2 separate regions of the Mus musculus genome follow, and region 2 is linked to region 1. A link is a loop called in an ENCODE intact Hi-C map of the cell type or tissue named here. Cell type or tissue: gastrocnemius. All regions are shown on one strand. Links, peaks and the distances in the headings refer to the core of each region. The heading gives the core; the rest is flanking DNA.

What was found. Hi-C counts contacts between places; a loop is a spot of excess contacts. Peaks named below come from ENCODE experiments on the same cell type or tissue, not always from the same donor. Only the 100,000 strongest peaks of a DNase experiment are listed, where the experiment ranks them.
Region 2: a loop joins it to region 1, with 2.3 times the contacts of the local background. A loop is called at or near these places in 15 of 42 quality-filtered maps.

The regions. Positions count from the first base shown.
Region 1 is chr13:93,491,164-93,506,561 of GRCm38, reverse strand. Jmy (junction-mediating and regulatory protein) reads left to right here and starts at 6,754. Exons shown (of 11, transcript NM_021310.3): 1 at 6,754-8,260. The coding sequence starts at 7,256. In gastrocnemius, for the core only: no CTCF peak of the experiment used is centred there; DNase peaks (open chromatin) are centred at 6,736, 7,548, 7,753 and 8,200; H3K4me3 peaks cover 4,806 bases; H3K27ac peaks cover 4,273 bases.
Region 2 is chr13:93,306,465-93,321,862 of GRCm38, reverse strand. All of the region lies in intron 1 of Homer1 (homer scaffolding protein 1), which reads right to left. Among named protein-coding and RNA genes, the nearest start is that of Homer1, 10 kb to the right of the region's middle. In gastrocnemius, for the core only: a CTCF peak has its summit at 7,349; no DNase peak of the experiment used is centred there; H3K4me3 peaks cover 1,394 bases; H3K27ac peaks cover 2,689 bases.

The DNA of each region.
Region 1 (15,398 bases), core at 4,027-12,026:
AATTCTTAATGATAAGTGGAACAGCAGTATTCTTGATAAAAGATGATAGTCCCTAGGTGGCCAAAAGAGGTGGCTCAGCCGTTGAGTGCTTGCCTTTCTTCAAGAGGACTAAGGTTTGGCTCCTAGCATTCGCATGGCGACTTATAATCATCAACTTATAATCATTTTAAACTTCAGTTCCAGGGAACCTTTACTCCTTTCTGGTCTTCTTGTGTACCAGGCACAAATGGTGCACACGCACAGAAGCAGACAACACTCATATGGTGGTAGTCCCATTTCTAGAGTGTTTGCTGGTGGTGAGTTTGAGACAATGTACCATGGAGAGGAATGCTCTGCTATTCTGTTTAAGGTTTTTCAAATGTAAATGGATGCCAAGCAGGGTGCACAGGCCAAGGCAGAAGCATGGTAGGCACAAGGTCATCTCCGACACTATAGCTCTTGTTTCGAAACAAAACAAACAAAAATCCAATGGAGGAGGCAAGAGAAATGCCCGAGAAGCTGCAATCCTGCAGCTGCTGCTATCGCCCATGACCACGGGTTCCTCAGCGTGCAATTGGTGGAATATATGGTCATGGGACCTCCATGTGGTCCATATGTGAGTGAATTAGATCCTGTTTACATCAAAGTCTTGTCCACGGATGACCATGAATAAGGAGATGGATAACTAACTGTGTGAAAGACATCTTTGCAGCAGGCAGAGCTTCATAGAAGTACATCCAACTATCCACAGTGTGAAATAAGGGGCCCAGAGTCAAACTATGTATAGATCAGCAGACAGTGATAAATGTTCGCAAGCCTAGTAAGAGAAAAATTAGAGTATTAGAGACAAGAAGTTAGGTACAATGACATGAGAATGGACGAGCAGCATGAAGGCTTTTAAGAATCATGTTAATGCCCCTTCTAGAAGGCACCTGCATGGTATGGGCATCATACAGCCAAAACAACCTGAGCTGTTGATGTTCCTTGTCACGGCAAGCAGGTGAACGGCCACAGTGGCAGAGATGGGGTTTGTGAATGGTTTGGAAAGTGTGGATTCTGCCAAGCATGGTGGTGTATGCATTTAATATCAGCATTTGGGAGGAAGAGGTAGGCAGAGCTACATAAGCAAGTTTCAGAGCAGCTAGGCCTACAGAGTAACATCATCTGGCCCTGATCCCCACCCTAGCAAAGGGGGAAAAAGAAAACAAGAAAGAAAAGAAAACCATGGATCCATGGATCCATACTTACTGAGGTTGACCTAATGACCTTCTAATAAGACAATGGTGAGCCCCCGTGTGTCACGGTTGTTTGAGAAGTTTGCGCTTGGTAGCTAAACGACTGCTACATGAGATCCTTTTCTCTCATTCTGTAAAGGCCACCCCGGGCCACCCAGAGGAAGAGATATTCCATTTCTATGGGGTTGCCTTTCCTGTTCCCAAGGTCTCAGCCAGTACCAATAGTCAAGCCATTTATACAGTATGTGGTCCACAGATTCAAAATATCATAAAGTCCAACTGGAGGGCCCACTTTACAAATGCATTATAAACTGTCTTCTGTAGAAACAGGTGGCTAAGTGCAGATTTAGCTTGGTATGCTGAAGGCACAAGAGAAATACCAGCTCACAGGCAATATCCTGAAAGGATGAGTGTACAACCCTCCAGGGGATGGGATAGAACAGCAGTTCTCAGTCTGTGGGCTGTGACTCCTTTGGGGGCTGAACTACTCTTTTACAAGGGTTGCCTAAGACAATAGGAAAACCACAGATATTTACATTATGATCCATGGTTGTAAAATTACAGTTATGAAGTGGCAATGAAAATATGATTGGGGGTCAACGCAACATGAGGAGCTGTATTAAAGGGTCCCAGCTTTAGGGAGGTTGAAAAATACTAGTATAAACAATGAATTATAGACATTTATAAGGCATATGTTCCCAGTAGGAAGAATACATGAGTCTGAGAACCAAGAGATGAAGAATGGCCTCATTCCATACACTCTTGGAGACTCGCAGGACTTCACCGCAGTTCTGGATTCTTCAGGGTTAGGGGTCTTGGGATTTATTTTTGCCTGGGACATAGCAAAGGACTTTGGACTTTAAGGCAACATCTTCCACTGGACATTTTGGGTTCTGTCAGCTAGGACAAGATAAAGAATCAGTGTGTCATAAGAAGAGCTCCTTAGCCCTGAGCACGGGTTTGCAGGAAGAAGAAGCACACGTGGACTGGAGTGATGCGCTGGGGTGTTTGCCCTAGTAGGCTTTCTTCTTTCGTTTTGTTTTGTTTTGTGAGACCGTAGCTTAGATCAGCCTCAAATTCACTATGTACTATAGAGGTATTTTAAACCAGTACTATGGCTTCTTTAGCTGAAATATAGACACGCCCTTAGTACACACCTTTAATCCCTCTGGCTGGAATACAGACACATACTAGTTCACACCTTTAATCCCAAACAATGAAAGTTAATTTAGTTTGTGGAAGTAAGCACCATTGTTTGAAAGTGATGTCTAATTGAGAGGCAGACAAAGGGGTGAATCAAAGGAAGATTTGACAGAGTAGGCTATGCCCAACTCTCACAAAAACAGAGAGAAAAGAGAGGCTACTTAAGACAGAGCAGTGCAGAGAAAAAAGGAGAGAGGGCAGAGCTACTGGGACAGTTGTATAGAGACAGGGTGCAGGGAGAGAACAAGCTAGACACAGGTGAAGACAGAAGATTAGAACAGATTGTCAAAGTTAGCATGAGACCAAACAGAGCAATTCAGTCAGAAGCTGGAAGAAGCCAGTTTGAATCTGTCAGTGTGGAGAGGAGCTTTGAATTAGAACTGCTGAGTTGACCAGCCAGCCAGAAATACCTAGAAAGGGTGTATTATTCAGCAGTAAGTCTCAGAGGCTGAACACACTCTAGGCCTAGATAAGATTGTATGGAGGCTAGAAGCTTCCAGGACAAGGCCTAGGTTAGCAGACAGAGGCAGTAAGCCTCCGAGATGACAAAACCGTCAGGTGAATAAAAGTTACATTTACAATGTAGTTGAAGCCAACCTGAATCATTCTGATCATCCTGCCAAGTGCTAAGGTTACAGGTTTATGCCACCGTGCCTAATTATAACATGTATGGTGATGTAATGATAGTAATGATATATGAGCAAAATTATCAGGATTCAGACCTCTCAAGAATGAGGATTTTGGACCTTGTAACCAGGTGAGCACCTGATGCTAGCAGGGAGAGCAGAGGACTTTAGAATGCAGAACGGAGAAGATAATAAGTTAGGTATGTCCATGAAAGCAATTGGAGTCATAGAGGTTGTAGCTTGCCCTAACCTCCTTTATAAAAATTTCTGTTCAAAACATGAGGCTTAGTATTTGGGGAGAGCAGCTCCCCAGATGTGTTTATGAAACAGTCATGTGACACACAGGGCTGTGCTGTGGTAGATATGAAGATGTTCAAATCAAGTCCTCCTTCAAGATTGGCACATGCTTCTTAGCCCAGCACTTGGGAGGCGGAGGCGGAGGCGGAGGCGGAGGCGGAGGCGGAGGCGGAGGCGGAGGCGGAGTTCCGTGAGTGAGAGGATAACCTAGTCTACATGGCCAGGCCAGGCTGGCCAGGGTGATATAGAGAGATCTTGCCTCAAAATAAATAAGCACATACATAAATAGATAAATGAAAGACTCACTTCCTCACAGCTACCAGAGGAAGATATGGTGGTTTACGTCCATCATCTCAGGAAGGCTGAGATAGGAGGTGGGCAAGTTTAAGACCAGGCTCAGCTAAGAAGTAAGACTCTTTGAACAAGACTCAAAATTAACTAAGCAACAAAAACAAGGGTCGACCCCAGCTGTAAGACTTGATCAACTGACAGTACTCAGTAGTTACGGTCTTCTTGAGCCAATTTCAAGTTTCATGTCATGCTTTCCTCAGGGTGGGCCTCCAATGACCAAGCAAGGCTTCACTATGTCCATCAGAGATGGACCCCTGAGAGTCATACTTTGTCCTGTAGTTCAACATGCTTCACTATGCAAGGCACCAAATCCTACTGAGATCTCTTTTCTTTTTCATATCTCACTTTCCCCTAGCTCTGCCAGGCCTTGAAGTCTCCCAGTTTCTTTCCAGAGTCTGTTTCTGGGAAAATCTAGTGTGGCTGTCAGTGAATTTAGCACCTGCTCCCTGAACTTGTCATTCACTTTCCTCCCCTTGAGGCTGATTGTAAGTGTCCAGGGTTCCTGTTCCCTCACATACAAAGCTAAAGTTACTCATTCCCTTCATACCTACCTTGCATGGCATTGTGGGGATACATTGTATAGGGAATGGTAGGCTTCTTGAACATCACAGACGACTAGAGTTTCTGTTAAAAGGCCCAAAGTGTTAAAATAGTTCCCAGATTACCAAACAATCCTCGATAGTTTCTAAGCCTTTTCAAAGTTGCCATGGTGTGTTCGTGCTTTTCTTGTCGCTTTACCTCTTCCCAGGGAGTAACTTACACACCCAACAATCAGATATGGACCTAAATAGAGAATGCTAGAGCACTACAGTAACATGTCATGGGAATTTGGCTTGTTTCTTTTCATTTGTCGGCTAACAATGACTAAGATAGGGGAAACTTGAAACAGCGAGACTTCCCATTTGAAAAAGCACAGTGGCAAGTATGTTAGGGGAAAATACTTAACACCTGTGTAAACATGAACCCGTTTCCCCTCCGTGGTTTGTGATAAGTCACAATTTTATAGCAGTAGATAGGTATGACAGTTAATCCATGTACATCAAATGTTGCTCTGTTTTGTGTGAGGTAGACTAACCTTGTGGCTCAGGCTGACTACAGGAGGCAATCCTACCCCAGACTCCCAGATGGTAGAATTGAGGTATAGCTACCAAGCCTGGCATTGATTTCTTTTAGGCATATTTAGCCTGCATTCTGCAGATTTATAAATGTATTGAATAAAGAGAGCTGGTGATTTCAAACTCTATCACAAAAAAAAAACAAAAAAACAAAAAAACAAAAAAACTAAGCAGTTATCTTTTTATCAAAAGGACAATTTTTCTGTAACGTTACTTGCTGAAGACTCCAATTTGCAGTGGGTTTCTTTCCTTTAGCATTTTATTTATTTTTGTGTTGCTGGAAATTGAACTCAGGATTTCATGAGTGCTTTGTAAGTACCCCAAGCACTGAGTAACACCCCAGACCCCTCTCCTCTCCTCCCCTCCCCCTCCTCTCCCTCTCCTTCCCTCCTCTCCCTTCCCCTCTTCCTCCTCTTCCCCTTCCCTCCCTCTTCCCTCTCCCTCTCCCTGTAGACCAGCTGGCTATGAACTCCCAGAGATCTGACTGTCTCTCCCTACTGAGTTGTGGAATAAAGGAGTGGGCCACCATACTTGGGTCTCTCCCAGCGTTTTCAAAGGTGCTTTTGATTTGCACGGAAGAGCTGACACATATGTACAAGCTTTGAAAATATGCAGCTCATTATAAGAATTCCAAAAGGTTGAAGTCATTTTTATCTTTTTCTGAATCTTGCTGTGTGTGTGTGTGTGTGTGTGTTTGGTCCAAGAGTAGGCATGGGTTTCAAAGCAGATGTTTAAAGTTTAAAATGTTCAGCAAGGCGGTGGTGGCACACGCCTTTAATCCCAGCACTTGGGAGGCAGAGACAGGCAGATATCTTAGTCCGAGGCCAGCCTGGTCTACAAAGTGAGTTCCAGGACAGCCAGGGCTACACAGAGAAACCCTGTCTCCAAAAAACCAAAACCAAAACAAAAAAAAAAGTTCAGCCAAGAGATAGGTCTAAAACTTTTGACTATCAATTTAGATGTCAGGCCAATACAAAACTGTGTGTAGCTGACAACGTGAGGGTGACTCAGATGATTTTCACACGTTTTAGAAATGTGGCTTAAAGTAAAAGAACTAATTCCTATTATACATTAGTGCCTGCTTGATGCCTTAGACACTGACAGGAAAGATGACGCCAATAATATAAAGTGGATTATAAACCTACTAGACAATATTAGGAATGTTTCAACACAATTTAGTATGAATAATTGGATTTTTCTGGCTGGTTTTTGAAACAAGGTCTTTTGTAGCCCCTGCTGGCCTTGAATTACCATATCTGGTTGCCTCTACTCACCAAGTGTTGGGATTATAGTTATGCACTGCCTTGCCAGGCTGATAAAAACTTTTTGTTTGTGCTTTCTGGGAACTCTGATAACTGAATACAATGTCAAAACTTTAGTGCAGTGACTGCCCAAAGAGATTCTCAGAACAGTACACAACGAGGAAAGCCGAAGCAATAAAAGAAGGATAAATTGAGACAAATGTTCACGCTCTTTAGGACGTGACTGAATTTTCCTACTGTTTTCGTATTCTCCTGAGTTGTTTTGCATACATGTCTAACTTAAATTGTGTCTGAAGGATGTCAGGGGAGAATGGAACCCTTTGGCTTAGCCTTGTAAAGCAAGGCAGAGTTCCCGGACTGTTTAGGACGCGTCTGAACACAGTTGGCGATCCAGATTCACTTAGGGTGAAGGAGGGCTACATCAAGGTCCTTGAACAAAGTCTCAGAGTCCCTCTGCCTTTGCTCCTCTTGCCGGGGGTTCAAAGCAACCTGTGCGGCCGGGCACACCAGTCTCTCATCTTGCAGAAAAGCGTCATCCCGCAGCCACAGACTCCGGGCCGGGAAAAAGGGGGCAGGGCTGGGGCCAGGAACGCGGCGGCGCGCAGGCGCGGCTGGAGGGACGCGGAGGGGGGCGGGGCGCCGCCGGGCGGGCGGGACGCGCGCCGCCGCTCCCGTTGCCGCTGCTGCCGCCGCCGCGTCAGCAGCGTGCCGCACGTGCCCGTGTTTACGTCCCTCGTGGAGCCGCAGACGTCACAGCCGAATGGCAACATTGTGGCGACGCTGAGACTAGCGCTTTAGGAGTCTGCTTTCTGGTTCTGGTTCTGGCTGGCTGGGCGCTGTTGGCCGGGGGCAGAGGGGCGGCGGGGAGGTAGGCCCCGGCGGGCGAGCGGCGGACGCGCGCCTCAGCACGCAGCCCCGCGGCTCCGCGCAGGCCGGTCCGGCGGCCCAGGGCCCTGCGCTGCGGCAGCGAGCGGCTTGTAAACAGATCCGGCCGCACGTGACCATGTGAACTACCTGCTCCGGGCCGCGTATTGTCTCTTCTGAGAGCCGCACCACAAAGGAGCCGGTGGGTGAGCGGCCGGCGCGCTAAGATGGCTGCAGGCGCCCCGCAAGGGTGAGCTGGGGGCGCGGCCACCGCGGAGACTCGGCCGGGCGGGCGACCCCCCTCGCCGGGCACCGGAGCTACCATGTCGTTCGCGCTGGAGGAGACACTCGAGTCCGACTGGGTGGCGGTGCGGCCCCACGTATTCGACGAGCGCGAGAAGCACAAGTTTGTGTTCATTGTGGCCTGGAACGAGATCGAAGGCAAGTTTGCTATAACCTGTCACAACCGGACGGCCCAGAGACAGAGGAGCGGTTCCCGGGAACAGGCGGGGACGCCCGCGTCTGATGGGAGTCGCGGTCCGGGCAGCCCCGCGGCCAGGGGTCGGTCAGAGGCCGCTGCCTCTGCTACAGCAGCGCTCCGGAGTCCCGGGCCACGGAAAAGCCAGGCCTGGGCCGAGGGCGGCTCTCCGCGCAGCGCGCGCAGCCTGAAGGGGGATCCTCCTCGGGGTCCCGCGGGCAGAGGACCGGAGAGTCCTCTCCGTAGCCCCGCGCGGGCTAAGGCCAGCCCGCTCCGCAGAAGCGCCGAATCCCGAGATGCGACCGCCAGTGCCACGCCAGCCCCGCCGGCGCCCCCGGTGCCCCCGGTGTCGTCGGTGCGGGTGGTGAGTGCCTCCGGGGCGGTCTCCGAGGAGATCGAGGTCCTGGAAATGGTGAGGGAGGACGAGGCGCCACAGCCGCTCCCGGACTCGGAGCAGCCGCCGTCTGCCGCGGAGCTGGAGTCTCCGGCCGAAGAATGCAGCTGGGCCGGGCTTTTCTCCTTCCAGGATCTGCGAGCCGTGCATCAGCAGCTGTGCTCGGTAAACTCCCAGCTGGAGCCGTGTCTGCCGGTGTTCCCCGAAGAGCCGTCAGGCATGTGGACGGTGCTGTTTGGGGGCGCCCCCGAGATGACCGAGCAGGAGATCGACGCTCTATGTTACCAACTCCAGGTATACCTGGGCCACGGCCTGGACACGTGTGGCTGGAAGATCCTTTCTCAGGTTCTTTTCACCGAGACGGATGATCCGGAGGAGTATTACGAAAGCCTCAGCGAGCTGCGGCAGAAGGGCTATGAAGAGGTGCTTCAGCGGGCCAGGAGGCGCATCCAGGAGGTGAGTGCGGAGTCCGAGCAGCGGTCCTAGTTTTCACGTCTCACTGCCAAGTGTTGGAGCCTGGGTTTGGGGTCTGCGAAGTGTCTTCTTTTCTAGCCGCGGGAAAAGGAAGAACAGGAGGGCTCCTGATCGGCTTTCTTTACTTATCTCAGCGATGGATCTTTGGGAAGTTTTGAGTTTTTTTACCCCTCCAAAAAGTACCCAGTTTACTAAAAATACAGGTAGAGATAAAAGCATTTAGAAAAACAGGTATTCTGTAATCTTAAACTAAATGAATGTTACTCTCCCCCTAAAGTAGCTTGCCCAGACATTAGCTCTTCTTTCAGGGTGTCATGTTTATGTACTGAAAATTGTTGTCTTACCGATCAAAGTTGATCTGCTTTTGTTTGCCTTGTGTGCTCTGGCAACATAGGTAAGTATGAAATTTTACTTTTCAGCGTTTTGCGGTGCTCAAAGTGTACCACTGAACTACACCCAGCCCTAAATTTATTTTTTAAAAAGTGTGTTGACTTGACCAAATGAGAATTGACATAAGTAAGATTTTAGACTATGAAGTCTTTACAGATGGCTCAAGTTTCACTCCTGTTTTAGGGAGAAGGTAGGTCAAGGGCAGGAATGCTTTGAGCTTTTATATGTAGTGTGAACACTTTAACATACTTCTTGAGTCTTTAAATAACAGGAAATAAAGGCTATACGTAGTGAGCTCTTCAGTGTGTGTTTATAGTCATGCCTCTTCTGTAGAAATGTACTAAAAAGTGTAATTTAATAAGGTGACTTCTAATGGGCAATATACAATTTTTCAAAGCAATTTGTTTTAATGTCACAGTATTTTGTGCTTGAACTTGGGATGGAGAGAAGCTCTGTTTCATGGAGTTTTTATTCCTGAATTGCTGTCATTTGTATGTATATTTAACTGATATTAGGCCAGGAACCTGGAATGTTCTTAGTTTCTTACTAGAATATTTGGTGTTTGACTTTGCTAGACTATTATTTCTCACTTACACCATACACTATGCATACATTTACAACTTCCTCTATCAAGACTCTTCACTCTAGCTCACATCTTTAATCCCAGCACTCGGGCATGTGGATCTTTGTGTGTTCAAGGCCAGCCTGGTGTGAATAGGGAGTTCCAGGACAGCCAGAAGCACCTAGTCACAAGCTGTCTTGAAGGACTACACTTCTCTGGGTTACTGGATGGTAGGCATCATGTGGAGCTTCCTAGAGTTCAGGAACCTGTTTTCATTTCTCCCTTTACTAGCTCACTTCCTGGAGACTTTGATAATCTTTTTGGAAAGAGGTGACAAATAAGACATTCTTTCTAGTGTTCATATTACCCTGCATTTCTCTTAAGCTTTTTGAAGTAGTGTTTTATTAACCAATGGTGTGTGTGCTCCTTTCTCAGACTGGAAATGATAGCTAGTGTTTTCCAAACTAGAAACTCTTTATCTCTAATTTTAAAATGTGTGCTTTAACCTTATTTGATACATAATAAAAGGTGGTTATCTTTTATTAAAAATGAGCTTCCAAAAAGTTAATTTTCTAGGACTCAGTTTTGAGGGTTAGTTTTTTTCTAAAACACATTTTCTTAGTTAAAAATGTATTAACTAGATGTTTTATTCTCTTTGAGGTGTTTTTTAAAATGAAATTTAAAAATTAAATTAAGGTCTCATTCTGTAGCCAGAGTGGCTTGGAAACTAATAGGTAGCATAAGTTGGCCCCAAACTCCAGATTCTACTGCTCAGCCTCTTTAGTGCTAGTATTAGAGGTGGGAGCCACCACATACCTATTTTATTCTGTTTAGCAGAGGAAAAAAAAACCCGAAACAATTTTTAAAGAGTCTTTTGTCTTGGGAAACAAATGTTTATTATAAATTTAACAATAAATACATAATCTTTCAGTTCTTTATGAAGTTGACTTGAATGGTATTTTGAGAATAGCTCTCAATGATAACACACGTTTGTCTATAATACCTACCCTGAATTATACTGGAAGATGGAGTTCAGTGTGGAGATTAGTGTCTTCCATGAACATGAGGATGGAAGTGTATCAAGAACCTTTCTTTCTAAGTAACTATGTAGGTTGTGAATGTGTTCTACTGCCTACATTCTTCTCTGTATTAGTGGTTTGCTTTTTTGTGTCCGGCAGGGTATGTGGGGTGGTTTGCACTATGCTAAGTAAGTGATCTGCCAGTGAACTACAATACCCCATCCCTTGGCAGTAACATTGGTTGGTGAAACAGGACTCTGTAAGCCTTGAACAGCCCAGGGTTCCCTTGAGTACAACATCTTACTAGCACTGAAAGGATAGACGCACACTGTAGCTACTTTTTTTTTTAAGGGTAAAATCTATTTTATAGCAATTATATGTCACTTGTATTAGTTCTGTTGAGTTTATTTTTCCTACTTGGTTTTGTGTTATCTTTCAGTCAACATAGCTTGTGGAATTGGACAAAATTATATCTGGTAAATCAGATTCAATAATGATACTTTTAAAATGTATTTCTTGTTTATATTTTTCTTTCTTCAATTTCCTTGAATCTTATTTGCCCTCATAGTATGATTTTTTTCCTAGCTATAAATTCCATATTTGTTTCTGTTCTAGATCAGTGACTTAAGAGAGGTTTTATCTACAGTTAGGGTATTCAAACAAAAGGTCTTTTACATAGGCAAATCCTCTACACTGAGCTACAGTTCTAGCCCTCCCATTAAAAAAAAAGTGTAGATTAACATTGTAACATATCAAGGCCTTGACAGGGTTGAATTCCCCTGCCACTTGTTCAGAGCAGTCAACATAACTAAGGCATGTCCTTTTAATGTAAAGTAGGTAAATACAGTTTTTATAAACTGATAGATGTATATTCTTCAAGGAAGATGCTTTCAGAAACGAGATGCAGCCCAGACTGTCCTCAGATTTATGATCCTCTTCCCTTAGCCTCCTGACTGGGATATCCCGACTCTCGACTTGTTACACTTTTACACAGCAAAAAGGCTTAGGGGCTCGAAGAGTGGCTTCTGAGTGTTTGCCGGACATCTGACGCCCTGGTCTCAATCTCCAGCACAGTAGCCTTCCCTAGTATCCCACACTGTAGATGCAGCACTTGAGAGTGGGCGTCAGGAAGGAGGATCACAAGTTCAAGGTCATCCAAGTTAAAACCATTGAGAGCAGAAAGTGCTGTCAAAGAGGCACAGTGTACGTACGACTTAGCAGGGTTTGGAGTCAGAACAGCCTGGATTTTGATTAGGACTCATTACAGTCTAGGATGAGAGCAGAGAAGTAACCGAAGGATGCTTTACAAATTAGGACTGTATGAAATCAGTAATTAGCTAGCATTTTACAAAGGTAGCTTCCAATAAGTATGGCTTTTTTTCTTTCATGTAATCAAGATGTTGTAGTTTGTCGTTCCATCTTTTGAGGATTGTAACTTGTGTTTATTAGCACCAGTTAGGTAATTGAGCTCTAAATATTCCTGGTGGAAGCCAGCTTGATGCTAGGCAGTACTCCACCATTGAGTTTTAACTCTAAGTGACTGTCTGCCTATATATATATTTTTTTGTTGTTGTTTTTTTTGAGACAGGGTTTCTCTGTGTAGCCCTGGCTGTCCTGGAACTCACTCTGTAGACCAGGCTGGCCTTGAACTCAGAAATCCACCTGCCTCTGCCTCCCGAGTGCTGGGATTAAAGGTGTACACCAACCACTGCCCGGCCTGTCTGCCAAGGTTGAGGCTTAAAGTGGGCATAGCTTTGGCTAGAGTGACATTCAGTTGCAGACTAGGCTTGTCCTGCCAACCTTGTGCTTTTTCTGCCATAACTTGCTACTTGTTTGGTTTCTTTTTCTTACTTGCTTTTTCCTTTTCTTGACCAAAAAAAAAAAAAAAATCATTAGAAAAGGGTCTTGGTTAGTCCAGCCTGTCCTTGAATTCCTGATGCTCCTGCCTCTACTTTTCTATGCTACGATTATCCTGGTTCTTCAGCCTTCCCAATGCTGTGATTCTTTACAGTTCCTCATGTTGTGGTGACCCCCAACCATAAAATTAATTTCAATGCTACTTCAGCTTTAATTTTGCTACTTCAGCTTTAATTTTGCTACTGTTAATGAATGGTAATGTAAGTAAATAACCTGTGTTTTCTGATGGTCTTTAGGGGACACCTGTAAAAGAGGGCCTTGACCCCCAGGTCAAGGTTCTTTTTACTTTTGTAGCATTTTGTAACATACAGTACCAACTTCTGGAAACACTATAGGGTCATACAAATTGAGATAGGGGATTCTGACATGGCCTCACTCATGTGCTGGCTGGATGGAAGGGTTTATTTTGTCTTACAGTGTGAGGTTGCTGTTAATCATGGTGGTGAAGCCATGGCAACATGAAAAAGCTGGTAACATTGCTCCTCTGTGGTTAGCAGAAAGGCGAATGCTGATACTCAGCTCACTTGTTTGTTTGTTTGTTTGTTTGTTTTTTCCAGCCAGGGTTTCTCTGTGTAGCCCTGGCTGTCCTGGAACTCACTCAGTAGACCAGGCTGGCCTCGAACTCAGAATTCCGCCTGCCTCTGCCCCCCAAGTGCTGGGATCAAAGGCGTGCGTCACCATGCCCGACTCAGCTCACTTTTTATACTGTCCAGGATGTCCAGCCCATGGAATGGTACCATCCATGTGTAGGGTAGGGCTTCCTACCTCAGTTACCTCACCTAGAAGCTCCCTTACAATGGCCAGGGGTTCGTTTATGTGATTATTCTAAATTCTATCAAATCTACAGTCAGGACTCATCATCATATTACTTAAAGTTTTTGGAAAACCTTGATTTGCACATGTCATCTAGCTCTGGCTGTCTTGGAGTTCTATGTGTAGACGCTGAGGCTGGCCTCTGAGTCACAAGTTCTGCTTGCCTCTGCCTCCCAAGTGCTAATAAAGATGTTTATCACCAAACCTGGCTTTTTTATGTATAAGATTTACTTATAGAATTATTATTATTATTATTTTTTTTTTTGGTTTTTCGAGACAGGGTTTCTCTCTGTCTGGAACTCACTTTGTAGACCAGGTTGGCCTCGAAGTCAGAAATCCGCCTGCCTCTGCCCCCCCCCCCCCCCCGCCTCCCCCGAGTACTGGGATTAAAGGCATGCGCCACCACGCTCAGCTATGGAATTACTTTTATAGTGAGTCATGGTGGCTTATACCTGTAATTCCAGATTTTGGGACGATGAGGCAAGAAGGACTTTCTGTTGACTTTATGCCAGGTCCTTCCTCAGACACACTCTCATTCATTCTCTCTCTCTCTCTCTCTCTCTCTCTCTCTCTCTCTCTCTCTCTCTGTGTGTGTGTGTGTGTGTGTGTGTGTGTGTGTGTGTGTGTAAGATTCTTTGTGTTTACTCAATCTAAAGCTACAGGAGGAACACTCAGTGTGTAATTTTTCTTCCTGTTCTATCTTTTCGAGTCAGGTATCACCATATATATATAGCTCTGGCTGGCTTGGAACTGTGTAGAGCAGCCTGGCCTCATCCTCTTGTGCATACCTCTCCTGGGTCGGGGGTACAGGACTAAAGGATTCCTTCACCACACCTGGCTAGATTTTCCTCAAGTTCTGTTTTATATTGTTCTGGTCAGGAGTAAGTTGGTTTAGATGTGGGCATATTTCACTTTAAAAAATTTTCACAGATATATACTATTTGAAAGGAAGAAAAAAAAATGCCTTCTCAGAAAGTATCTCTTCATATTACTTATTAGCCTCCAAAGTGGAAGTAGAGAATATGGCATAGTGTGCTGCTGCCTAAAATCTACTTGTCTTCTGCCACTTTTAATCCCATTTAAAACAACTGAGTCATAGCTTTTAATTTAATCTTTACTTTCCCCTCCATAATTGCACTTAAAATATTTTATTTTCTATACTAGTGTTTCTTGGTGGATCTGAAAGTGGGAAGAAAGATGTTAACTTCTCATTTTGTTTTTAGTTTAGAAATCCTCCTTATTGTTTATATTAAGTGCACTTTTGGTACTAGGGAACTAAATTAAAAAGTAACAAAGGCGTAAAAGAGAAAATGTATAGATTAACTTCCCAAGCAGTTTCAAACCTTGAAAGTTTCAAGGGAATCATAAGTCATTGTATTAAAAGGAAATTATGTTGATATTGAAGCTGCTTTGTAAACAGTTTGTTATACTTGGGCTCCCTGGAGTTCCTTAGATTTGACTGTTTTTCTTGAGCCGTTTTTCTTCTGTATTAAGCTTTGTGGAGCCTGAAGCTGCTCTTCTTAAGGATATTTTATTTGTCTTGGTGAAAATTGCCTGACATAGAATAGATAAAGGAACACCTCTTAACTGTATTGAGTGTCAGTGTGCTTAGAATTTATAGATTAGAGTTGGGAGGAATCTGAAAGTATGTTTTGTTTTTTAAATTTTGTTTGACTGCACCATTTTCTAGTTGCCCCACTCAACTTACTATTTTTTCATTGAATTTCATGTTTTTACTCTCTATAAACTCAAAAGAGAACAACTTGGCCGAGTACATGCCACATGGTAGTTAAGAACATGAGTTAGTCTGGGAGCTGTTGGTAAGTTTTTCTTGGACTAAACTTTTGAGAAGTTACCGAGTTTCTGTACTTCTGGTTCTTCATTTCTGAAGAGATGTAAAATTGAGCCTATTTCAGGTCATTAGTGAGCTATACCTGCCCTATGCCTAGTGTGTAGAAACTCAGAGTAAATAAAAACTACCATCATTCCAATCATTGTCTTCTTTCTCCTGTGGTACTGTATAGTAGCTGGCTGCTGGATTCCTCTGAAATCCAAACCTATTTCTACTAAAAACCAGATTGGCAATTACAGCCATGTTAGTGATGACGGAAGCTGGTCCCACAAAGGTAAAATATTCCCAAATGGATACAGTGTCAAAATAAAAATAGCAGGTTGATCTTAGCTTTGTGCATCATCAGAAACTCCTCCAGGACTCCCAAGACATGTTACCACTACAAATGAATCTAATTGTTTTGGTTGACTTTATAGGATATTGTGGTCCTTTTGGTACAGCTGGTTATAATTTTGATTCTCCCCACCCATACCCCAGAGTTCTGTACTCTGCTTCTAACTGGTGTCTCTTTTTTTGTTAAGTTTTTGAGACAGTTTTACTGTATTGTCCAGGCTGACTGTCTTAGTT
Region 2 (15,398 bases), core at 2,440-10,439, 180 kb after region 1:
GGGAGGGAAAGAAGAAAGTGATGGTTTTCAACAAACCACTATGAAATTGATCTTCTAAGATTACAGAACGTTCTCTAAGAAGAAAACAAGCAACTAAAAGGAAAACATTAAAATAATTCTGAGGTCAAGTGTGGTAGCCCATATCTTTAACCCAGCAATTGGGAGTAGAAAAGCAGACAAATTTCTGTGAGTTTGAGACCAGCTTCATCTACATAGTCAATTCCAGGCCACCCAGGTCTCAAAGCACAAGCCAAAAAAACCTGAACAGAACAGTAAAAGTCAGACATAGTCCTTTCATGTTTCAATATAACAGAAGCCATGAAAATTCTTCTACCCACTTGAGTAGAACAGTCAAAGATCACCCAAACCTATGGTCATTACCTCAGTTGGGCCTAAAAGGCCCTAAAGCTATCAGAGGCCATGACTAGAAACCTCTCTCAGGATTCCCTCTCTTTCCAAGGCTCTGAGTATGTACTCTACACTCAGCAGATGGTTTAGTCATTTATCATTCACTAGATTCTGGTGATTAGAATATAACCTTCTTAAAGGCAAGGCTTGTTTATAGATTGATTCATACACTTAGAACAGTGTCTGGCACATTCATATATGTTAGAGGAACCAGAAAACAAATTGAGAAAGTGGAGTCTATCAACTAAAGAACTCCCTACAGGTCTCCTGCCCTCTAAGGTACAATCTTAATACAGTCATAGCCTTCTTTTCACCTTTTCCCTCAGTTTATGAGAAAGACATTTCTAGCAGTTAACTATTTTACCTATGTTCCATATCCCATCCTGTCCTATGTTTCAACAATTTTCCCCTTGTTATTTTAAAAATATTTCCAGTTGCTGGTTCTCAAAGAATGTCTATATTTTTTAAAACAAAAAAACTCAACTTTCTGAACCTTATAAAACTTTGAAACTACACTGATTTACAGATATTTCTGTGTGTGTGTGTGTGTGTGTATATCTCTCTCTCTCTGTGTGTGTGTGTGTGTGTGTGTGTGTGTGTGTGTGTGTGTCTGTGTCGGTCTGGGAGAGAAAGGGAGAATGTATGTGGTGTGAGCAGTATGTGCTCTGCTCTTTCATGCTCTGCTTTATTCCCTTGAGATGCACCTCTCACTGATCCTGGATCCAGCTGGTCACCAGCAAGTGCAGTGACTCTCCTATCTTCACCTATAGATTATAGAAGTTCCAGGCCTATAACCATTTTGAAATTTTTACATGGTTCTGCGGATTTGAACTCAGACCTTTGTGTGAATGCTCTTGTTGCAGCCATCTTCCTATCCCCAAGATACTTTTCATTAACATAGATGTCCATGTTCCTAATCTGCTCCTTCATCCTGCACCCTCACTCTGTAGCAATTTGGTTTCCAAGGCAGCACAGAGTTTTCAATGCAGTCTTTAAAGAACTCTCGAAGGAAACTCACTAGGCACTCCTTACTTCAGCCGGTCGTTCTACTAATCTGGTCCCAGGTACTCCCTTCTTCAAGCTCATTTTCTTAATTTGTATGACATGTTCTCTCACTGACAGCTCTCCCAGCTCCTCCGCCTGCTCCTAAAATGATGATTCCCAGAGAAGCCTAGCCTGTTCTTTTCTATAAATATCCTGAATGAGCTCATCCACACTCACAGCATCAACCAGTACTTATAGATTCTAATGATTCCCCAAACTCTATCCCTAGCCAAATTATAAGATATTCTCGATGATGATGACCATAAATGCCTCAACTTTCAATCACCACCTATTTCCAATGTAAACTTGCCTCTTTCCAACTGATTCTCTACCTCAATTCATGGTTAAGCAAGCCAACATCTTTACTCCCCTACTCTCCAAATGTATCTAGTTTACTGTCAACTCTAAGAGACATCACTATTAAATTTCTTGAATCCATGCCCTAGAGCAGTGTTTTAACTCAAACAATTATTCCTGACTAAACTGCTGCAACTAACCTACATTGGAATTAAACTCAAGTGTCTTTCGATTCCAGTTACTTCTTACACAACACTTGCCCACACTGTCAACTGAATGATTAATAAAATGCAAGGATGATAATAACTACTAGTTTGAAATTATTCTACTGGCCACCATTGCTTAAAGCAATATCGTTAGCTTCTTTACTCATGGCTACTTTTACGTTTTATTATATACAAGTATGTCTATTATATAAGTTATGTGCCTATTATACAAAATGTACTTATATAAAAATATGTATGCATATAGGACATAATTTATAAATATATCTGTATGAAGAAAGATGTTCCAAATCATTTATGGGTACGGGCACATAAAAAAACAAGAAAACCACTAACCTGGGGAAAAAGTACAACACTTTTAACATGATAGTCACGAACTGGCCCTAGAAGCTCTCTACTCATGTCTTTCTTATGTATCTTACCTTTCTAACAAGGATATTTTTACCAGAAACTGCCCACACTATCTCCCCACCTGAAATATCCCAACCACCTTCTTCACATCTTCCTCCAATTGTTCTGTTTTTCAAGCCTCATATCAAACTTAGCTGTCTTATTATATAAAAAACCTGACTGTCCAAGGAACTTCCTTCTCCGCATGCTCAGATTCTATTACAGTATGTAGTATAATTTCTTGTTTACATGTCTATTGCCAGTACCTAGCTTGACTCATGGCACAAATTAAGTGCTTAATGCTTTGCTTTGTTTTGTTTACAAGTGCTCAAGAGGCACAATGTTGGAGGACAACTCACGCGTTGGCTTGTCCAATACAGCAGGGAGAGCAAGTTATGCAGAGGTCTCTTTTTTGTTTTATTTTGCTTTTTTCTCTCTCTCTCTCTCAAATATTTTTATTTTAGTTTATGTATATTAGTGTTTTGGTTTCAAGTATGCCCGTGAACCATGTACGCATCTGGTTCCCAAGAAGACCAGAAAAGGATATCAGATCCCCTGAAACTGGGAGTTCTACGGGTTGGAAGCCACCATGTGGCTGCTGGGAATCAAAGTCAGGTCCTCTGAAAGATCAACAACTGCTCTTAACCACTGAGCCATCACTCCAGCTCCCCAATTACGTTATTCTTGAGTTTTCGGGTGTTAGTTACAGACAGATTTTTAGAAAGTATTTTTGTCATCTACCAAACTCCAATTAATCAATAGTGTCAACACATTCTGAAAGATGCCTTATATAAATTCAAGACCGAAAGAATCAGTGATTGATTAAACGTGGCAGATAATGACACACAATTATCTTCTTTTTCTAAAGTTGCATTTAAGCCAAAGTGAAGAAAAAGAAGGTATAAATCCATAATATCAAAGAACAGAAAATGAATTTCTCAAGTATAAAAAAAAGAAGTATATAGTAGCTGAATCGTCAGTACAAGGAAATGTGAACAGCCTACTGGCCAGAAGACAGAGGCAAGGTGACTGCAGAGGACTGAGGGGCTTTGCTAAAATCTAAGAGAGAGCACTGGGATCCCAACTCTACCTCTGCTCTAACGTCAATACCTTTTCCACAAACGGGAGCAGTGCTTGAAACAGGAGTATTAAGAAAAGAAGCTACAGGGCTGGTGAGATGGCTCAGCAGTAAGAGCACTGAGCGCTCTTCTGAAGGTCCTGAGTTCAAATCCCAGCAACCACAGGGTGGCTCACAACCACCCTTAATGAGATCTGATGCCCTCTTCTGGTGCGTCTGAGGACAGCTATAATGTGTACTTATTTATAATAATAAATCTTTGGGCTGGAACAAGCAGGGACTGAGTGAGCAAGGTTGACCAGAGGGAGCAGAGGTTCTAAATTCAATTCCCAACAACCAGATGGAAGGCTCACAACCATTTGTACAGCTACAGTGTGTACTCATATACAATGAATGAATAAATCTCTAAGAGAGAGAGAGAGAGAGAGAGAGAGAGAGAGAGAGAAGAACCACCCCCCACCACACGTAATGGAAAATATACTTATCTCAGGAATCTAAGAGGTATGGATATTGTGTGTGCGTGTGTGCAAAACCTTCTTTAAAGAAATTAAAATCTCATGCATGAATGAAAGGAGATCTGTTATAAAGAGGGAAGAGGAAAAAGGTAAGAAAATAGTTCTGGCCAGCACACATCTATAGTCCCAGTGCTTAGAAGGCTGAGGCGGGAGAGTTTAAAGCATGAGCTACAGAATAAGACCCTGCCTGATTCAGGAAGTAGGGAGAGGAGGGAAATTATTCCTTTAAGATACAAGAAAATCTCCAAACTTAGGGAGGTACGTTTCCAAATACTAAAGAACAAATGATTAGAAAGTAAAAACCACAGAAGAGCTGGGAATCTAGATCAGGGGCAGAGTACATGCCTAGCATGTAGGAGGCCATGGGTTCAATCCACAGCACTGCAAGCAAATGGACAAATAAGAACACTCAAGAAAAACACCCCATGTTGTATCATCAAGAAGGTCCAGAGCACCAACAATACACATCAAGAAACAAACGGCAGAAACAATCAGCTTCAATACCACTAAAAACTAGAACACAGTAGGAGTCTTTACAAAATGTTTTTCTATATAAATACACTCAACAACTGGGAGAGAACAATTTTACATATATAACACCTGAAAAACGTTATCTTCTACCTATCCCAGAATTATATTACAGTATAAAATTATAACAAAATGTGTGGTTAAAACACAAAAGACGCCAGGCGGTGGTGGCGCACGTCTTTAATCCCAGCACTCGGGAGGCAGAGGCAGGCGGATTTCTGACTTCAAGACCAGCCTGGTCTACAAAGTGAGTTCCAGGACAGCCAGGGCTACACAGAGAAACCCTGTCTCGAAAAACCAAAAAAAAAAAAAAAAAAAAAAAAAAAGAACAAAAAAAACCCAAAATGCCACGAAAGACATAGTATCCAGCAAATGAATGAAAATCAGTTCTGGAATGCATAGAGAGTAACCAGTCCATGTAGGAGCAGAAGCATAGACGGCAATTCTAAAAGGTTAAAAAGACTTTGAAAAAAATAAGAACCATGTGCAGTTGGTAGGATATGCCAATTTCAAGATGGCCTCCAAGGCTATCATTCCCTTGATGGGTACGTCCTGCATAATCCACCCCTGCCCCCAGTAGCAGCTCTCAACCTGTGCTTTCACAGCAGTCATCTAAGACCATAGATTAACACAGATATTTGCACTAGGATTTATAATAGTAGCAAAACGGCAATTTTATGGTTGTGGTTCATCACAACATGAAGAACTTAAAGGGTTACAGCATTAGAAGGTTGTGAACACTGCTCTAGAGAGAGGATGAACTGTTGACTACAGAGTAGGGGTGCACACAAATGACAGATCACAAATCTGCTGACTGTGAGGTAATCAAAAGGGAGGTTATTATCCTAAGTGGTCTAGATCTATGCAGGTGACTTCTGTAAATGGCTAGCCAAGAGGAGGCTCTTTGGTCTGGAAGGCACACAGCAAGTGAGGAAATTAATTCTAGTGACAACAACAGGAATATGAGAGTCGGTCAATGATCCCAATTCTAGCTTTCACCTGGACTGCCTTATGAGGAAGATTCAGCTGTCAATTCCTATACTCATGACCACAGAAACTTCTAGATAATAAATCGTCTTAAACCAGTAAGTTGTTTTAAGCCAGTAAAATATTACTAGCTTGTCACATAACAATAAAAGTCTAGTACTTATGACACACAATGCAGTCTGACACTAAGTAAAAAATCAGTAATTTAGAATAAAATCATTTTTTCCTAAAATAGAAAACTTCAGAAATCAAAGATATAACAAGTATTTTTACAAACAATGCATTTTAAAAATGCCAGAAAGCAGGAGAAACCCTGAATAGAAAATGGTTATACCTGTTGAGTATGGCTAAAAGCACTCAGGTTCAAAAGGATTGGCTTCAGACTGTCCTGGATCTTCTAAATTACAAAGAATAGGTCTGCTGCTAAATCAAGTGTTTCTGCCCCCAGTCTGTAATAGAGTCTTTCTAACTTTAAAGTGTATGGATCGTGCCTAGGGAAGGAGGTAAGGAGGGAATGGGAGACACTTTAAGAATCAGGTAAGCTTTCTGAAAAGACAGTTCTCGCGTTAGTGAGCTTCACTGAAGGAATTCAGCATCCCTCAGTAAGGTCACTATAGCAGCAGCAGCAGCAGCAGCAGCAGAAGCAGCACCACCTGCAAATTCATTAGCACAATTTGTTGGCCTACTCTTAGACCCACTGAATAAAAACCTCTGAAGGTAAAGAAAACCTAACAAGCCCTCTTGGTGATGCTGATACAGGCTCACAATTGAGAACTACTAATCTGATTTTAATTTCTGCCAGTATCATACTATAACAAAGTTTTCTTCCTGCTGTAGCCAAGGTAATGCATTTCAAAACTGTATCTGATCTAACACACCTCAACTGCTGTAAAAATGGTAATGATAATAATAATAGTTTGCAAAATAAATACTAGATCAGGCTAGAGCTGTGTTTCTTTGACTAGAGGTTTTTAGGACAATGTGTTTAGGGTGTGGATGGTCTCTTCACTTTCTCACAGTGCTCACTAACCCTACTCCTTTTTACCTTACACTACCATGTGTTGTTCTGACTGGCTAATGGCTACACTAGAGTTCAGGAGGAGGTAATTCCAAAAGAAGGGCACAGGACCTAGGGATTCAGTTAAGAATCCACACTGCAGCTCAGAACAGTTTGTAACTCCAGTTACAGGAGACCTCTCTTCTGGCCTCCATGGGCACCGGATAAGCGTGTGGTGTACATGTATACATGTAGCCAACCATTTATGCACATAAAATAATTTTTAAAACAATGATGACAAATTAGAATCTGGTACAGTATGATCCAGCTTTTGCTTACAGATTAGAAAAACAAGTGACATAGAAACCATATGATTCAGAAACGGCAATGTTATATCCTGGCCTTCCACTTGTAAGTCTGTGCTTTTTAGCATAGGAGAAATGTTCCAAAATGACATCTTAAGTGTCCCTCCTCCACCCACCAGCCTGAGATCTTCAGAGAAAAAGATTCTATCTGCATAAGTGTTCCAGAGGCTGAAGTGCCCAGTACTACAAGGAGGGTTGGCTTATAAAAATTTCAATTTAAAATCACTGGTAGAAACACTATATACCAAACATGTGCAATAATGTCAAATCACTTAAAGTACTTCAATATATTCCAAATCTAATGCATTAAGCAGATTTAAATACATTAAGGTAAAATGCAGGGTTTTATCATCTTAAAGACAAGAGACATGCATTTAAGGAACTCACCAAGATACCAAGTTTGCACTAAAATTGAATGTTCTAGAAGAACTCCGAGGGATTAAACACAGCTTTCCAAAGCAATCACTGAGCACCCACTTAGGTTCCCGGAACAATGACAAGAGCTCCCCCAGCTGCAAGATTCCACACATGCGCTATCACTTCATAGCTGTGCAATGTTCCACTAGGAACATGTTCCTTTGGAGCCCTTTCTCCATAAAGATGCAGATAGCATTAATATTCCGGTAACTGTCAACAGAATAATCCTTACATTTAAGGCAGTTTTTACTGGAACAGTAGAATAACTACTTCTTTAGTCAATCTTGGAAAATAATGAACTAAAATGTTAGATGCAGAAGCTAAAACTGATTTTTAAAAAAAATGCATAGATAACTGTATGTATGAGCAGTCGCTGACTTAAATGTATTCATTTTAGAGAAAGTACACACTTCAGAAAGACTCAAAACACCTCACAAGTAGTCTTCCTAGAAACATGGCAGCACTTTACAGCCCTCCTTTTCCATATTTGTTGTATATACAAACATACTTTGTGTATGCAGTCCTGAAAAATACACACTCTTTTACATTTTGTGTTTACTACTTTATGTGTTTGCCTACATTCATCTTTGTGCACTCTATGCCCGTCTGGTGCCCAGAGGCCAGAAGAAAACATCAGATTCCCTGGCCTGGAGTTACAGATGGCTATGAGCTGCCATGTAAGTTTGTTTAATAGAACCCAGGCCCTCTTGGAAGAGCAGTCAGTGCTCTTAACCACTGAGTCATCTCTCCAGCTTCATTATACACTTTAGCATCATGGCAAATATTACCATTTTTGAAAATATTCTATAGACTAGCTTCCTGCCACATTTAAAAAAAACTGCAAATTTACCTATGGATTAAATACTGATACTCAGAATACACTAATTTGTCACAAAATAAATGTAAACAGTAACACTGTCATTACTGTCTTATACTTTATCCCACATGGAAATAGGAGCACAAACATATTTAACACTAATAAAATATCAAATGAATGCAATAAAGAAAAAACACAATTAAAATTCTGTACATTACTTAAGCTAAATAGATATGTAATCAAACTGCTTTCTAAATATTTATAGCTATATCCTTAGATTAACACTGCTATTTACCTTGGCCAGAGAAACTTCCTATTCCAGTGGCTGACATTCAATACAGAGGCTCTTAAGTCGTAAATGCTGAAAATAAGAATGTTCATCCCTCAACTGCACATCTGTACCATCCCCTCCAAGACCCGGGGGATATCAAGGAAGAGGAAGCAGGAACACTGTTAAGTACTAGAAAAGTGGTTTTCAACCTGTGGTCATGACCCCTCTGGTGACTCTCTTATCTCTAAAAATATTTGCAATATGATTCATAACAGTAGCAAAATCACAGTTATGAAGTAGCAACAAAAATAATTTTATGGTGGGATGGGGGTGGGGGTGTCACTACAGCATGAGGTATATTAAAGCATGAACTGTATTAAAGGGCGGCAGTATTAGGAAGGTTGGGAACCACTGTAGAGGAGTCCTATAAAATGCTGGTTTCTAGATATGACACAGGCAATTTCATCAAGAACAAACACACAGCAGCTGTGACTACATGCACAGACCCACACTCAAAGTAACATGCAAAAGTGGGAAGGGGCTAGTTGGGAAGGAGGTGGGTATTTATAAAAGAGAAGGAAGCATAGGAGAGGGCAATGGGGTGACTGTTCACAACACACAGCATACATGCATGAACTTATCAAAGACTTCACAAAATAATACAATTCTTGACTATTAGCAGAAAAAGTAAAAGAACATCCTGCCAGATCTAGAACTACTTGTGCTTTTTTAATCAACAAAGAACCTTAGAAAAGCCAGGGTAAGGATGGCTTGAGAGACCTCTCACTCTGGTTTTTTTGGTTTTGTTTTGAGTCAAGGTTTCTCTATGTAGCCCTGGAACTTACACTATAGATCAAGCTGGCCTTGAACTCAGAGACCTGCCTATTTCTGCCTCCTGAATGCTGAGACTTAAGGCATGTGCCACCACTCCTAGCTCTTCTCACTCAGTTGAACCCTAGTAATACTTAGTGATCCCTAGTAATACTAAAAGAGTAGGTGGAGTCCTTACTAAGTAAAATGATGGAAGCTGGCAGGGCAATTAAGCAAACCATACACATTTTAATGATTTTAATGTTAGAAGCCAAAAGATAAACATTCGAAACAACAGAGTAAGATAGAAAAGAGCACCGCTTTACAAAAAAAACATGCCAAAAGGCAGCACACCAAAAGCTAAAGGGATAGCAGGTTTCAAGTAACTATCCAATCTAAGTTTAGGAATAGGAGGATATAGGGATAACATGTTTCTAAGTTGAGATGCTGAGATCTTTGATTGTTTATTCCATTCAAGATAATTTACTAGGGATCATTATGAGCCAGGAGAACCTGAAAGTAACCAGGGATAAAAATTCCAAATCACAAAAATACTTTACAGAATAACCCTGAGACGTCTCACAAATACTTAAGAAAAACAAAAAGGCTACAATAAGCTCTCAAGTGATCCTGAGGCATACATAAGTACAACAAATAATCTCTAACAGTCTACCTATAAAAAATAAAATAAAAAATAAATGATATCCAAATTACTAGAAATAAGGATTTTTCTGTATACTAAGAATGGAACCTAATTCACTCAATCCTTTCAGCTAATTTTAGAAGTGTGGCTCTGTATTGCAAACTCATCTGTTAGGAAACACAGTGTGATTTTCATCCATGGAAACACGTTAGAGGTAAGGCTCCCACTGCCTGTCTCCTTGAAGCAGTAGTTCAAGCATTGCATCCAGAGCCTCAGCTTGCTGGGCAGCTTGCTCCATCACTGAGCTGTATGCCCAGGACCTTTGGCATATTTTATTAAGACTCAACAACTAAAAACAGTGTGGAACTAGAAACAAATCCTTCTTTGATATTTAAGAAGTCAATGACATCCTCTTTTATGGTCTTTTGGACACTGCAGCACAGAAACACATGGATCCAGATACAACATTAGATATAAAACATGGTGACAATGACTTTAAACAACCTTATAATACAATAATGAAAATGCATGCTAACCATGATGGAATAGTTCTTGTTTCACTTCCACTCTAATTCTTATTTGGTAGTTTTACAAAAAGTCGTCAATTCTTACAACCCTTAGAACTTGTTAGTAACCCTTTCATTTCAAAGACAATAAGGAAGAGCTCTTCATGTTTTATAGAACACTGAAAGAAAATATCCAGAGCTAGAAAGATGCTTCCATGGTTTACCCAGCAACTGTGAAGCCGGGTGTGATGTTTGGATCCCCAGAACCCACATAAAACCCAGGTGGGTGGGGTAATTCCAGAACGAGGGAAGGGACATGGAGACAGGGCCTCCCTAAAGCATGCTGGCTAGACTAGCCAAAAAACAGTGAGCCCCATATTCAGGAAGAGACCCTGCTGCAATCTAAGATGGAGAGTAGTGAGGAAGACGCTGATGTCAATTTCAGGCCTCCATAAGCATTCCTGCGCATGCCGCTTCCTACACACATGCCAACACACCCCTCTCTAGACACACACATTCACTTAAAAAGAAAAAAAGCAACATACCCCCAGGGTAGAGTTAACGTTTGATAATATTAGGTTTTAAAGAGATTAACATGATTTCTCTAGAGCTAGAAAAACTGCACAAGTAAACCATTACTATAAAACTTTGACTAGACATTTTTTTATTTTCATGAACAATTTTATTTTCTAATTTAAAAATGAGAAAAATATTTGGTCAGTCTACCTTAAAAGTAGAAAAGATAACTAAGTATAAATGAAATTCAGTTAAAAAGTACTTTAGCTTTACAAAAGCCATAATGGACTTAAGATCCATTATAGCTTTTTTGAAACTATAAAAGCAAGACAAAAAAATAAAAGTAGAGAAAAAAGTCAAAATAGTACAAAGATATGCATGTCAATTACTCATAAATGTCTTTTAACAAACAAAGAGCAAGGATTAATTTAGTTTTGGGGTTTTTTTTTTCCTTTCCCCTTTCTCCTTCTTTACTTAGGGACACAAAACGGCCAACATGCTAGCTTTACAATTGTAAGGGAAGACTATCAATATGTATGATGTGTTAACAATTAAGAACATAAATTGAAGCTGAGTGTGGTTGCTCACCCCCAACACTCAAGGACTGAGGAAGCTATGGATCACAAGTTCTAGACCACCTGGGTACAAGATAAACCTTTCAAAAGTAGGGCAGGTTGGGGGTGGAGAAGGGGAAGAGAGTGGGAAAGAAGGAGGAAAGAAGGAAGGTGTCCAGATAAAGAATGTGTTGTTATTTTTAAGATGGTTTTTTTTTTTTTTGGACCTAAAAGAAAGAGTCTAGACACACAATTTTATTTATACACAGTGAATGGGGTTTTGTTGCTGAAATTTTAAGTATACTCCTATTCAGAAAGGGTTAAAGTTCTATGGAGTGTGGTGGTACACACCTATTCTGGGAACTTAAGCAGTAAGAGCAAAGCTGGAGGCCAATCTGAATTACTTAGCAAGACCCTACGTCTCAAGTAAAAAAAAAAAATCTGATTTTTTTTTTCCCAGTTCTCATACATGGACTTAAAGCTACCTAAAAGTTCCTTGTTACACACAAAATTTTCTGTAGTTAATTTGAATTCTTATAATTCTTCAAAATTAATCAGTTAAAAAAAAATAAAAGTTTCTGATCTCCAGGAAAATCTTACTTCTTTTACAAACGTAATGCATTTTGCAAAATGCATCGTCTCCACTGAGTGTATTAAACACAAGCAACACAGACAAAAACCTGCACATTACATTTAACTAGACAGGTCCTAACTAAACGTACTAGAGCTACTTAAAACCGTGATTTAAGCCTTAAAATAGGAATGGAGGGTACCAGATAATAGTAAATATTTGGGATTCACTTTCCTGGCCTTCTATTCAGTTAGCAATATCTAAGACTGAAAGAAAGCTCAATGCAGAACAGAGATTTGATCTTTTGAAATGTGAATGCTTTTTATCCTGACTGTCAGCAACTAAGTGTAAGGACAGTTTCTCTGCCACCTCTCCACCTCAGTGTTTCACGGCTCTCCTAAGTGATGAGGCCTCTTATCTGAGCACACCATGCAGTTCCCAACATTTCTAACTCTGTACTTGGGAACTTCTAGTTCTAAAGTCCAGCTACACATTTATTTCTCTGTCTCTCCCTCTGTACACTGAGATGTCCCAGGGCCTGTCACTTCCATTTCCATTGCCCAGTCAGAGTCACTGTTTTAGCTTGTTGTTTCTACAGGACACAACATACAAATCTGAATTAGCTTAGCCTTTTCTCACTACTTCTCTGATCCTTCTTGTTAGTGCTTTGATTGCTTATCGTCTCATATTGATTGATTCCTCCCATACCTCCAAGAACAATGTTTTTCTAAATTGCCAGTTGGAGCCACAGGTTTGTTAATACCAATTAATGGGTCTTCACTACCATTTCTTCTTGAAAATGAAATGGAATATAATTAAGTAGAAACTATCAGACTGCAATCACATAAAGTAAGAATAATATTTTATGTCATTTTATATTTAAATATGAATACTAGGTCACAGCATAAAAATGTATGCTGCCAATGGATCATATTTTTATTATCTGGTTTTAAAAACAAACAAACAATAAAACAAAACAAAAAACAAGCTCTTTCTATAGCCTAGGCTGGTCTTCTCCTGCCTCATTTTTCCAAGGACTAGGTTTATAGAGCATGCCATACAAGGCTAGGTCATGTCTCTTTAAGTTTAAACACCAGTCTATAGTATAACCCAGTCTTTTACTGGCCTACAAAGCTCTAGCCTGGCCCTGGACAAAGTTCTGGGGACTCGCTCTTCTATATAAAAGGAGCCCACACAAGCAAAGCTTTTATGGAGTGGTGCTGTCAATCACTATTCTACCTAAATGCCCTCTAATTTGTCCACAAGGCCTACTTGTACTCACCTTTTAGTATTTAATATCACCTACTCCAAAGTCTTTTTATCCTTCAAATAGCAGCAAATATCCCCTCATACAAATATACCGTGGGCCTCACAAATGCCCACTTTTACTGCTTTCAACATTTCACACCTTACTTTAACCATGATCCCCAGTTCTAAGCTATAAACTCCATTAGGGAAGAAGCGCATTTTACTGACTGTTCAATAACACTCAGCTGAGTCTATGACACATAACTGGTGCTGAAAGTTTGGTAAAATTAAGAAAGAACTAAGGACTTGTACTTACGTTGTTGGGCTGCCTTTACAAAGTGCACGCCTATTGTGATGGTGGATCAACATTTCCACATTTTTGCTACCACCCCTGCCATAAGCAAAATGAGACTCCAGGTAATAACGTAGCAGCACCCAGTTCCATGCTTTAAGGCAAGAGGAAGGGCTCAAAGTTTGCAAAGACAGATAGATAGCAGAAAAACAAACAAAAATCTCAACATCCTTTTGTAGGGAAAACTTCCATTTTAAACATAACTACCTCTTAATAGAAACAGGCATTATTAAGCTAAGTAAAAACAAAGTAGCACAAAATAACTGGTTGAAGTGACTTGGTATATGTTGCCCTCTCAAGTGCCCGACAGAGCGCCAGACTCACGGCCGCATTAGGATATATTACCTAACAGGCACGTCTCGGGAGACGCTGAAGCTTCTGGAGGTTTCATATTACATATGCAATTATCTTTATTTGTAAGGGGCCTGGTACACTTTTTACACACCCAGACTTCAGTTGACCTCACTCCAGTTAAAACTGCTGGTGCAACTTTGACAGACTCTGCCAACTGTTGGTTTCAGCTGTTCTTTTCCTTTTCCAGAGAGTTCATAAACTAGTATTACAGGAGTCATTTTTTCTACCTAATCATTTATTTTGGTTTGAAAAATAATTTCTTTACTCCCTAATTATAACTTTAATTAAGGTAAATGTAAATTCTATTATAGTCCATCTGTAATATATAAATTTCCTTATCCACGTGAAATTTTGGATATTTAGCCAAGTAAGGTAATTTAAGGACTGCCTGGGAAACTTTAAAGGTCACATAATATTAACTTATGCTTCAAAGAGGCCCAGATGGCTGTGTGCTTATGCACTTACAAAGGGTGGAGATGTCTGTAAATGCCTTTGCTGTATGGTATGTTCTTCTTTCTCCACCTACCCTTCCTCTTTCAACAATGCAGGTAAACCAAGCCACCCTCAATAAGAAGGTGTCACGTTCCCAAGTACAGACCTGAGGAAAATAAGAGCAAGTGCCCTTAACTGCTGAGCTGTCTCTTCAGCCCTTCTTTCTAGATCTCTTAATACTCAGCTATTGGCCATGAAGTTTTGGCACTGAGTTTTGGAGGGGCAAATTCAAATTACATCACTCACCAGGCAGAATTCTATTACAGCCTTATTTTACATGTCATTTTTAATTTTTTATTTTATTCATCCTTTAAATTTTAATCTATGTGTACTGGTGTTTTGCCTTCATGTATGTATGTGCACCACTTGCAAGCTTGGTGCCAGCAGCGATCAGAAGAGGGTATCGATCCCTGGGTGCTGGGAATCAACCCTAAATCCTCTTGAATAAGTGCTCTTTACACCTGAGCCCTAAAAATATAATTTTAACAAAAAGGCAAGTGATTTGTTTATAAACACATTATGCTGAGTATCTAAATGTATTTCATGTAGATAGCTTAATTTCATATTTCAAATAGTAGTCTCCTTTAGTATTAATCTCACTCTTCACTTGGTACAACAATGAGTATTCATGTAATGTAAGAGATGCAGAAAACGGATTCTCTTCTTTGATGATGCTACTCCAGTCTGAAGAATGAAGCATTCTTGGTGAAAAACTGCCACTTGATTTTGTGTGTAGGTGAGAGTGCACGTGACACTCCAACGTGGCTTTAAAAAACCACATTTTAAACTGTGAGGCTGCATATAACCAAGGGAAGGCATACTTCAAGTGTTACCAATATTAATTTTTTAGTATTTTCTCATTTAAAAATTGGTGCAACTGACCAGAACATTTTCTAACACCTTCATTTCCTAGCTTAAGTACTTATACAGATTAGAAGAAAAAAAATCAACTGCTGACCATTAAATGAGGGGAGAGAGAAAAAAAATCATTTTTACAGGTTGGAAAACTCTTAT